2 separate regions of the Homo sapiens genome follow, and region 1 is linked to region 2. A link is a loop called in an ENCODE intact Hi-C map of the cell type or tissue named here. Cell type or tissue: gastrocnemius medialis. All regions are shown on one strand. Links, peaks and the distances in the headings refer to the core of each region. The heading gives the core; the rest is flanking DNA.

Region 1 (5,374 bases), core at 201-5,200, 390 kb before region 2:
TCGCTTGAACCTGGGAGGCAGAGGTTGTGGTGAGCCGAGATGGCACCATTGCACTCCAGCCTGGGGGACAAGAGCAAAAACTCTGTCTCAAAAAATATATATATATGCAAATGACCTATAATAGCCAAAACAATTTTTTAAAGGATCAACAAAATTAGAAGACTTACACTAATTTCAAGATTTATGCGAAAGCTACAGTAATCAAGACAGTAGTATTGGAAAAAGTATAGACATATATCACTAAATGGTGCTGAGATAGCTGGCCACTCATATGCAGTAGAATGAAACTAGACCTCAACCTTTCACCATATGCTAGATGCATTAAAGATTTAAACGTAAGACGTCCAACAAAGACTCCTAGAAGAAAACCCAGGAAACACCATTCTGGACATCAGCCTTGGGAAAGAAATTATGACTAAGTCCTCAAAAGCAATTGCAACAGAAACAAATATTGACAAGTGGGATCTAATTAAACTGAAGAGCATCTGCATAGCAGAAGAAACTGTCAACAGAGTGAACAGACAACCTACAGAATGGAGGAAAAAATTCACAAACTATGCAGCTGACAAAGGTTTATATCCAGAATCTATAAGGAACTTAAACTATTGAACAAGTGAAAAACAAGTAACACCATTTAAAAATGGGCAAAAGGGGGCAGGCATGGTGCTTCACGCCTGTAATCCTAGCACTTTGGGAGGCCGAGGCAAGCAGATCACTGGAAGTTGGGAGTTCAAGACCAGCCTGACCAACATGGAGAAAACTCATCTCTACTAAAAATACAAAAAATTAGCCAGGCATGGTGGCGCATGCCTGAAATCCCAGCTACTCAGGAGGCTGAAGTAGGAGAATCGCTTGAACCTGGGAGGCGGAGGTTGTGGTGAGCCAAGATTGCGCCATTGCACTCCAACCTGGGCAACAAGAGCGAAACTCTGTCTCAAAAATAATAATAATCAAAATTTAAAATGGGCAAAAGAGGCCAGGCACAGTGGCTCACACCTGTAATCCCAGCGCTTCGGGAGGCCAAGGCTGGTGGATCACCTGAGGTCAGGAGTTCAAGACCAGCCTGACCAACATGGAGAAACCCCATCTCTACTAAAAATACAGAATTAGTCGGGCGTGCTGGAGCATGCCTGTAATCTCAGCTAGTCGGGAGGCTGAGACAGGAGAATTGCTTGAACCCAGGAGCCGGAGGTTGCAGTGAGCCGAGATCACACCTTTGCACTCCAGCCTGGGCAACAAGAGCAAAACTTGGTCTCAAAAAAAAAAAGGGCAAAAGAAGCCAGGCATGGTGGCAGGCACCTATAATCCCAGCAACTTGGGAGGCTGAGGCAGAAGAATTGCTTGAACTGGGGAGGCAGAGGTTGCAGTGAGCCAAGATCGCACCACTTCACTCCAGCCTGCCTGACAGAGTGAAACTCCGTCTCAAAAATAAATAAATACATAAATAATAAATAAATAAATAAATATAAAAATGGGCAAAAGACATGAACAGACCCTTCTCAAAAAAAGATATACAAGTGGCCAAGAAACGTATGAAAAAATGTTCCACATCACTAATTATCAGAGAAATGCAAATCAAAACCACAATGAAATACCATCTCACACCAGTCATAATGCCCATTGTTACAAAACAACAGATGCTGATGAGGCTGCAGAGAAAGTGAACACTTTTACACTGTTGGTGGGAATGTAAATTAGTTCAGCCACTGTGGAAATCGTTTGGAGATTTCTCAAAGAACTTAAAGTGGAACTGCCATTTGACCCAGCAATCCCATTACTGGGTATATATCTAAAAGAAAATAAATTGCTCTACAAAAAGACATGCACTCAGATGTTCATCACAGCACTATTCACAATAGCAAAGACATGGAATCAACCTAGATGTCTATCAGCAGTGGACTGGATAAAGAAAATGTGGTAGCCAGGTGCGGTGGCTCACACCTATAATCTTGCCACTTTGGGAGGCCGAGGCAGGCAGATCACCTGAGGTCAGGAGTTCAAGACCAGCCTGACCAACATGGAGAAACCCCGTCTCTACTAAAAATACAAAAAATTAGCCAGGCGTCATGGTGCATGCCTGTAATCCCAGCTGCGTGGGAGGCTGAGACAGGAGAATCGCTTGAATCCAGGAAGAAGAGGTTGCAGTGAGCCTGGATCGCGCCATTGCACTTCAGCCTGGGCAACAAGAGCGAAACTCCATCTCAAAAAAAAAAAAGAAAAAAGAAAATATGATACATACACAACATAGAATCCTATGCAGCCATAAAAAGGAGTAAAATCATGTCCTTTCAGCAACATGGATGCAGCTGGAGGACATTATCCTAAGCAAATTAGCACCGGAACAGAAAACCAAATACCACATGTTCTCACTTCTAAGTGAGAACTAAACATTTAGTACATGTGGAGATGAAGAAGGGAACAATACACACCAGGGCTACTAGAAGGGGGAGGGTGGAAGGAGGAAGAGTGTTGAAAAACTCCTTATTGAGTACTATGCTCACTACCTGGGTGACAAGATCATTTGTACACCAAACTTCAGTGACATGCAATGTACCCATGTAACAAACCTGCACCTGTACCCCCTGAAACTAAAATAAAAGTTGAAAAAAATTTTTTTAAACAGTCCAACTAATGGTCCTGAAATAATTGGTTATCTGCATGAAAAAATGATGAACCCAGGCCAGGTGCACTGGCTCACACCTGTAATCCCAGCCCGTTGGGAGGCCGAGGTGGGTGGATCACCTGAGTTCAGGAGTTCGAGATCAGTCTGGCCAACATGGTGAAACCCCGTCTCTACTAAAAATACAAAAATTAGCTAGGCGTGGTGGTGCATGTCTGTAATCTCAGCTACTCAGGAGGCTGAGGCAGGAGAATCACTTGAACCTGGAGGCGGAGGTTGCAGTGAGCCGAGATCGCACCACTCTGCACTCCAGCCTGGGCAACAAGAGCAAAACTTCGTCTCAAAAAAATTAATAAATAAAATAATGAGACCGGGCACAGTGGCTCACACCTGTAATCCCAGCACTTTGGGAGGCCGAGGTGGGCAGACGACCTGAAGTTGGGAGTTCAAGACCAGCCTGACAAACATGGAGAAACCCTGTCTCTACTAAAAATACAAAATTAGCCTGGGCAACAAGAGCAAAACTCTGTCTCAAAAATAAATAAATAAAAATAAAATAAAATAATGAACCTTCCCTGTGACACACAATTTACCTACAAAACAAACCTGCACATGTACCCCTGAACCTAAAAGTTAAAAAAAAAAATGATAATGAACCTCAACACCTCAATAATATCCTCCAGCTGTAGCCATGTTGCTGCAAAGAGCATCTCACATTTATCTCACACTACACATAAAATTGAACTAGAAACTGATTATAAACCTTAAGAGTTCAAAGTAGAAAACTTCTTCAAGAAAATATAGAAAATCTTTGTGACTTTGTGTTAGCCAGGAATTTCTTAAATGGAACACAAAAAACATGAGCCAAACAACCACAACCCAAATGTCCATCAGTAGATGAATAGATAGACAAATTGTGGTATATCTGCACAATGGACTATTATTCAGCTATGAGAAAAATGATCTGGCTGGGAGAGATGGCTCACACCTGTAGTCCTAGCACTTTGGGAGGCTGAGGAAAGCGGATCACTTGAGGTCAGGAGTTCGAGACCAGCCTGGCCAACACGGTGAAACACTGTCTCTACTAAAAATACAAAAATTAGCCAGGCGTGGTGGCACGTGCCTGTAATCCCAGCTACTCAGGAGGCCGAGGCACAAGAATCGCTTGCACCCCAGAGGCGGAGGTTGCAGTGAGCTGAGATCGTGCCATTGCACTCCAAGCTGGGGGACAAGAGTGAAACTCTGTCTCAAAAAAAAAAAAAAAGGATCTAATAACTGATATATACTACAGCACAAATGAACCTTGAAAACATTATGCTGAGTAAAAGAAGCCAGGCATAAAAGCTCACATATTATATGATTCCTTTTATGATACTTCCAGAGTGAGCAAATCCATAGGCACAGAAAGCAGATTAGTAATTACTAGAGGATGGGAGAAAGGGGAAGTGGGAGTGATTACTTAATGCTTATGAGGTGTTTCTTTTGGGGTGTTGAAAAATTGTTAGAGGGTGCTGTTTGCACAATATTACAAATACTCTAGCTGCCACTGAATTCTACTCTTTAAAGGAGCTAATTATATGTTATCTGAATTTCACCTCACTTTATTTTTTTTTCACCACATGAAAAGGTACTTTTATCAAACTTCGAGTCTAAGAACGTACAAATGTTTCTTTTATCATGTCTACAGTAATTGTCTATGCTTTTCCATTTAACTGTTGTTAAAAATTCCACATATCCCCATTATTTCTTCTGTCCCAGTTCCAGTACAATGACGGGGAGGAAGAGGGTTGGTTAAAGCATCCCTCTAAGCAGTTTTCCGCTGTCCCTTCTTTCCAGTCAGAGATTTGTGGATGTGAGGGGATCACGCCACCCCCAGCTGTGGTAGCCTTGATAAGAGAATCCAACTCTTCATCACCACGGACTGCAAGCTGCCAGTGACGCGGAGTGATACGCTTTGCTTTGAGACCCTTAGAAGCATTACCTGCCAGCTCCAGCACCTCTGCAGTGAGGTACCCCGGAATCGCAGCCCTGTGCACGGCAGCAGTGGCACCCACCCTTCCATGGCTTGTGGTGCGAGTCTTCAAGTGTCTGTGGATGCGGCCCACAGGAAACTGTAGCCCAGCTCTCTGTGAGCGAGATACTGCCTTAGCCTTGGCCTTCCCACTGTCCTTTCCAGCTTTGCCTCCGGCCATGTTCTCGGCGCCGACTCCGCCTCCGCCTCCGCCCCGCCGCGCGCCCTCCCGCTGCCGACCCGCGCCGCCGCCGCCGCTCTCCTTCACCTCACTTTAAAAGAAAAGACAGAAGCCATTAAAAAATGAGAAAGCTGAGACTTAAGGAGAGATTTGAGAAGTTTTCCCATGGTCCCTCAGGGTTGTCTGACTTTAAATACACCCTTTTAACCACCGCCCTTGGCTGCCCCGGCCGCCTCACGAACGTAAGCAGAGCTCTCTCTGGGTTGAAGGAAGCTAGAGAATTTACATTCCCTGTATTTCCCAAGTTTTATATACTGAGCAAAAAAATATGTTCCTATAAACTCTTGAACATTACACCACATGACTGCGAAAAAAATGATTGTCTTGTAAATACTGGACAAGAGGCACCGAAGTGTTGTCCCTGACAAATGGATGACAAGCATTGAGTTTTCTGCCTTCTACTTTTCTGTATTATCCTGATTTAATAGTCATATTTAAAAGTTTATCATGAAAGAAAATAAGCTTGAAAACCATTTAAATTGAATAGGCTGCCTCAGATGGT
Region 2 (5,374 bases), core at 282-5,281:
GAACAGTGCCTGGCACATGGCAGATGCTCAGTCAGGCTAGGAGCAGCAGCGCTCTAGCAGTCTGTGGAAAGCCTGCCTGTCGGCCGGTTTAAGACAGACATGCCCAAAGAGGGACAGGGAGGAGGGAGTGGGCTGAAGGTTTGGGAGGCAATCTGTTCTTCCATTTCCTATTGGTGAAGTGTTCATTCTTGTGCAATTACTGTGTGAGGTTCAGGGGATACCTAAAGAAGAATCTCAAAGGCATCCTGTAAGAAAGTGGTCGAAAGTCTGGTAGGAGCAAAGCAAATGCCAAATCAGACACAAACCAAAAAATCGTCATCCCCCCCGGAGGCTGACTGATCAGAATGGCCCCCTGGGTGACGAAAATCATGCAGTGATTCCACTGCAGGTTGTGAGGATAAAAGTGCAGAAGAGCAAGACGCTACATTGGAGCGGCCAGCCGCGCTGCTGAGGACCGCTCTTTCTGTCTGAATCCTCTGAAGCCCCAGGCCTCCCAGTGAGGCAGCAGCCAGGAAGCTGAGTGAGGTTAATGTGCTACTGGTTGATCTGATGTCCGAGGAGGTTGCAAACTGGTGGCCTGTATGTGCTCAGCTTGCAGATGCGTTTTATTCCCCAACCCCCAGACTGTTTCTTTAAACATGTGGATTACCTGCCATCATTAAAAATGTTGAAGATTTCATATCAGAGCCCAAATTCTAACTACAAACATAAAATGAGCAATTATGAGCCCGTGTTGCTGGTGGCAGCAATGTGTTGGTTCTGAATAAAGTCTGGGCCCGGATCTGGGCATACCTTCTCAGAGGGCTCATCCTCACCACCTGGCCTGCTTCAGGCATCACAGTCCCTGCCTGGCCTCTGTAGGCCTTTTAGTTTGTGACTGTTTTATTTCTTGTGCCTTCGGCCACAATTTGTCATTCAATTCTTCTGTTTGGGGGCAGAGGAGCTGCATTTATCAAAATATTATTGCTTCCCCCCATCTTTATCTCCTTAAAGCCTCGTTACCAGTAGCCACTGAACAATGAAAGGTGTATCAGACTCAGAATCAGAAGATCTGGGTGTTGTCTAGGTGTTGATGCTTACCAGCTTTGGAACCTTGGGCAAACAATCTTTCCAAGTCATAGCTTCTTTGTCAATTGGTGGCTCATAATCATAATGACTGAATGGGCAGTAAGGGAAAGGTGTCTGCGGACTCCCTAGGGTGTGGAGCTACAGGAGGGGAGGGTGGGGATGTGATGCCTCGAGACTATCGAGGAAGATGGAGTTGAAGTAGGCAATTAAGGCCAGGAGTGGTGGCTCACGCCTGTAATCCCAGCACCTCCCAAAAGGCCGAGGTGGGCAGATCACAAGATCAGGAGATCGAGACCATCCTGGCTAGCATGGTGAAACCCCGTCTCTACTAAAAATACAAAAAAAAAAAAAAATTAGCCGGGCATGGTGGCAGGCACCTGTAAGCCCAGCACTCTGGGAGGCTGAGGCGGGTGGATCACGAGGTCAGGAGATCCAGACCATCCTGGCTAGCATGGTGAAACTCCGTCTCTACTAAAAATACAAAAAAAAAAAAAAAAAATTAGCCTGGCGTGGTGGCGGGTGCCTGTAGTCCCAGCTACTCAGGAGGCTGAGGCAGGAGAATGGCGTGAACCTGGGAGGCGGAGCTTGCAGTGAGCCGAGATCGTGCCACTGCACTCCAGCCTGGGCGACAGAGCGAGACTCCGTCTCAGAAAAAAAAGAAAAGAAGTAGGCAATTATACAGTCGTAAGTGCTATCATGCAGAGATGCTGGGGTGGGGGTAGTGGCTTGGTTCAGCCTCCAGGTGGTGGGAGGTGGCTGGACAGGACTTTGTGGAGGAGTCAATGAGCTGAGTCTTGAAGGAAAACTTGGCTTTGTCAAGAGGACATGATAATAATGGAAGGCCTCTAGTCATTAAAATGCACAGGCTCCCAAGAGAGTCTGTTAGGAAGTCATTGGTAGAGTGTTCCCCTGGCTGTAGGGGAGAGAGGGCTCTTGGCAGCCTTCTAGAGACCCCTCCAGTGCCCTGGTGGAAGCTGAGCAGCTGAAGCTGGCTTGGGAAGTTCACAGTGCCAGACTGATGTTTCCCCACCAAGCGCGCCCTGTGGGTGGGGAGAAAGGAACATGAACATTTGGGTCCCTGCTGAGGAACATCTGGTGGTTGGTTAGTGTGACAGTCAAGACAGAGTTAAAAATAGGATTTTGGCCCCTTCTGTCTGGAGCCATCACTATGCATTGAAGACTGGAGAAAATAATGTAATCTGATTGTTCCGTTGGGTCATTTCTGGGAATATAAAGACATTTTTCCAAAACTGGAAGCCTGTGTGCATTGAGAGAGTAATTCAGGACTCCATTCTGTATCCTCCCTTGGCCTCCCCATGGTCTTCCCCTTCCCGGCCTCCTGCTCCACAGCGGATGCCTGTTCCCCTTGAAACTCGACTTCGTTAGAGATGACCCAGTTTTTTCCGCACTGAACTCTGCCAGGGTTGAAGATGCATTTGGCTGCTTGAGAAAACCCCAGCCTGCTGCCCCTCACTGCACTGCATTTGGCAAAGGTCTCCTGCAGAAGGAATGCTGAGAATTTCCCTTTCCATCATGTCAGATCATCTGGCTTGGTCCTGGCCCTTCCCCACGAGCCCAGTGGACACAGCTGGAGCAGGGCGGGGCCCAGGCACATTGCTGAGCTGGGAGCTGAAGCTTTCCCTTCTGCTTGAAGGCCACAGCGGAGCAGGGCTGACCCAGGCCAGCATTTCCCAGGTGGCATGGGGGAAGGCTCTGAGCCTGATACACAAGTGGAAGGAGACGGGCAAAGGCCTGCTCCTCTCGTGTAAGCTTTAATCCTGGGATTAAACCCATGAACTTCCCCAAAGCACCTCACTATTTGACGAGGAGATCTTCAAGAAAGAGTCACTTCTGCAGGGGTGGACCCAGGTTTTGGGTGACCTGAAGTTCCTAGGATTTTCTGAATCCTCCTTGAGAAGATAAAATTAAGTCCAGCGTCTTAGGAGGGGCCTTTGGAAAGGAGGGCCTCTGAGGCCCAAGCTAAGTTAGTGTCGTGGTGAATCTGCCATTCCCATCTCCGTTGTAAGAGGCAGAAAATCAGACTTAAGAGCTGGGAAGACATTTTGGAATGGGCTTTGGTTGTTCATTTAGGAACCTGCCTTTGCCGGGCCATCTGATGGCCAGGGGGTCACTGAGGACTGGGGCAGTGGGCCTGGGGCCCGTGGGGTCTGATGTGTGTAGAGGCACACATGGGAGCTGGTACTGCTGGGGGAAGTCCATGGGACCAGTTTAAAGTCAGCAGGCAAGATCAGGTCAGCTAAAATGACAAGTGGAGGATAGCGGGATGCCAGTCAGGGAGGCCACTGAGCTCCAAGAGCCAGATAGGATCTGATGTAGGAGGAAGCAGGTCGGAAATGAGCTTGGAGGTGGGTAATGTTATGCGGTGGCCTCGGGTAACATTTATGAGCCGCTCAATGTATGGCTATCTCAGGTTGGCTTCCAGGTAGAATGGGTAGAGTTTTATTTGCTAGATTTTGCACGATAGTTTGGGAGTTGAGCATTTTCACCTCACAGCCTCATAGATCTGGGTTTCAACACAGGCCCAGTTGCCTCTATTTGCTGGGTGGCTAGATCATACCAACCTCTAGGAGAAAGAGAAGTGACTGCCTTTGGAAGTGGACAGGTTCCAACCCTAAGTCTGTCATGTCCCAGCTTTGAGCCTCATATTTCTGTATCCATAAGACTCTTATCAGGCCGGGTGTGGTGGCTCATGCCTGTAATCCCAGAACTTTGGGAAGCTGAGGCGGGCAGATCACCTGAGGTCAGGAGTTCAAGGCCAGTCTGGCCAACCATGGCCAACATGGTGAAACCCCGTCTCTACTAAAAATACAAAAATTAGCTGGGCGTGGTGGCAGGCACCTGTAATCTCGCTACGCGGGAGGCTGAAGCAGGAGAATCGCTTGAAGCCAGGAGGTGGAGGTTGCAGTGAGCCAAGAACACGCCACTGCACTCCAGCCTGGACGATAGAGGGAGACTCTGTTTCAAAAAAGAAAAAAAAAAGACTCATGTCATACATGTTTTTGAAAAGGGGTGATGGTCAAAATAATTGACACAGGTAAAGTCTTATTGCTAAATTTTTAAATACAACTCTCGGGCTGGGCGCGGTGGCTCACGCCTATAATCCCAGCACTTTGGGAGGCCGATGTGGGCAGATCACGAGGTCAGGAGATCGAGACCATCCTGGCTAACACGGTGAAACCCCATCTCTACTAAAAAAATACCAAAAAAAAAGAAAATTAGCCAGGCGTGGTGGCACGCACCTATAGTCCCGGCTACTCGGGAGGCTGAGGTAGGAGAATGGCGTGAACCCGGGGGAAGCGGAGCTTACAGTGAGCCGAGATCACGCCACTGCACTCCAGCCTGGGTGACAGAGTGAGACTCTGTCTCAAAACAAACAAACAAAAACAAAAACTCTCTAGAAACCAGCAGATGCAAATCAGTAAGTATGTACCACTTACAAGCTTGGTCTAATAGACATGTAGAGAACCCAATCAGCAGAGTCGGTGCACACTTCTCAGGCCCCCATGGAACACTGACACACACCTGACCACATTCTAGGCCTCAAAGTCTCAAGTCTTAAGGGTGTGTATCATACAGACTCCAGGCCTTGCAACCATATTCATGGGCTAATCCTAGCAACGTTACTGAGCTTGCTTATTGATCTGCATGTGACAATACCCACGGTTCTGGCAAACTTAATGTCAAATGGAAACATTGAGCTGCAGAATATAAACATAAGTTGATATGAATTATTACATTTTAAAACACAGAATATTGTTTGTTTATAAATAAACACTTAGGTAGCAAAAAGCCTAAAGACACAGAAGGAAGGATCTACCTATTGGTGAGAGTTTCAGAGGTTACTTTACTTGTACCTGAAATGTTGTGTTTAAAGCATAAAAAGGCCTGGGCCAGGCGCAGTGGCTCATGCCTGTAATTCCAGTACTTTGGGAGGCCGAGGCAGACTGATCACCTGCGGTCAGGAGTTCAAGACCAGCCTGGCCAATATGGCGAAACCCCATCTCTACAAAAGTACAAAAATTAGCCGGGCATGATGGCGGGTGTCTGTAATCTCAGATACTTGGGAGGCTGAGATGGGGAGAATCGCTTGAACCCGGGAGGCACAGGTTGCACTCCAGCCAACATTGCACTCCAACCTGGGCGACAGAGCAAGACTCCATCTCAAAAAACAAACAGACATAAAAAGGTCTGAAATAAATGTGACAGTTTCACATATTTAATGTACTTTGTGTTTACCTAGAGCTTGTTCTATCCCTTACTTCGTATTTCATCAGAATTGAGATCA

The links. Hi-C counts contacts between places; a loop is a spot of excess contacts. Peaks named below come from ENCODE experiments on the same cell type or tissue, not always from the same donor. Only the 100,000 strongest peaks of a DNase experiment are listed, where the experiment ranks them.
Region 1: a loop joins it to region 2, with 11 times the contacts of the local background. A loop is called at or near these places in 1 of 110 quality-filtered maps.

Annotation. Positions count from the first base shown.
Region 1 is chr15:92,729,384-92,734,757 of GRCh38, forward strand. It overlaps the pseudogene H2AZ2P1. Among named protein-coding and RNA genes, the nearest start is that of FAM174B, 76 kb to the left of the region's middle. In gastrocnemius medialis, for the core only: no CTCF peak of the experiment used is centred there; no DNase peak of the experiment used is centred there; H3K4me3 peaks cover 996 bases; H3K27ac peaks cover 629 bases.
Region 2 is chr15:93,124,256-93,129,629 of GRCh38, forward strand. All of the region lies in intron 3 of LOC101927025 (a long non-coding RNA gene), which reads left to right. Among named protein-coding and RNA genes, the nearest start is that of RGMA, 38 kb to the left of the region's middle. In gastrocnemius medialis, for the core only: no CTCF peak of the experiment used is centred there; a DNase peak (open chromatin) is centred at 2,600; H3K27ac peaks cover 1,294 bases.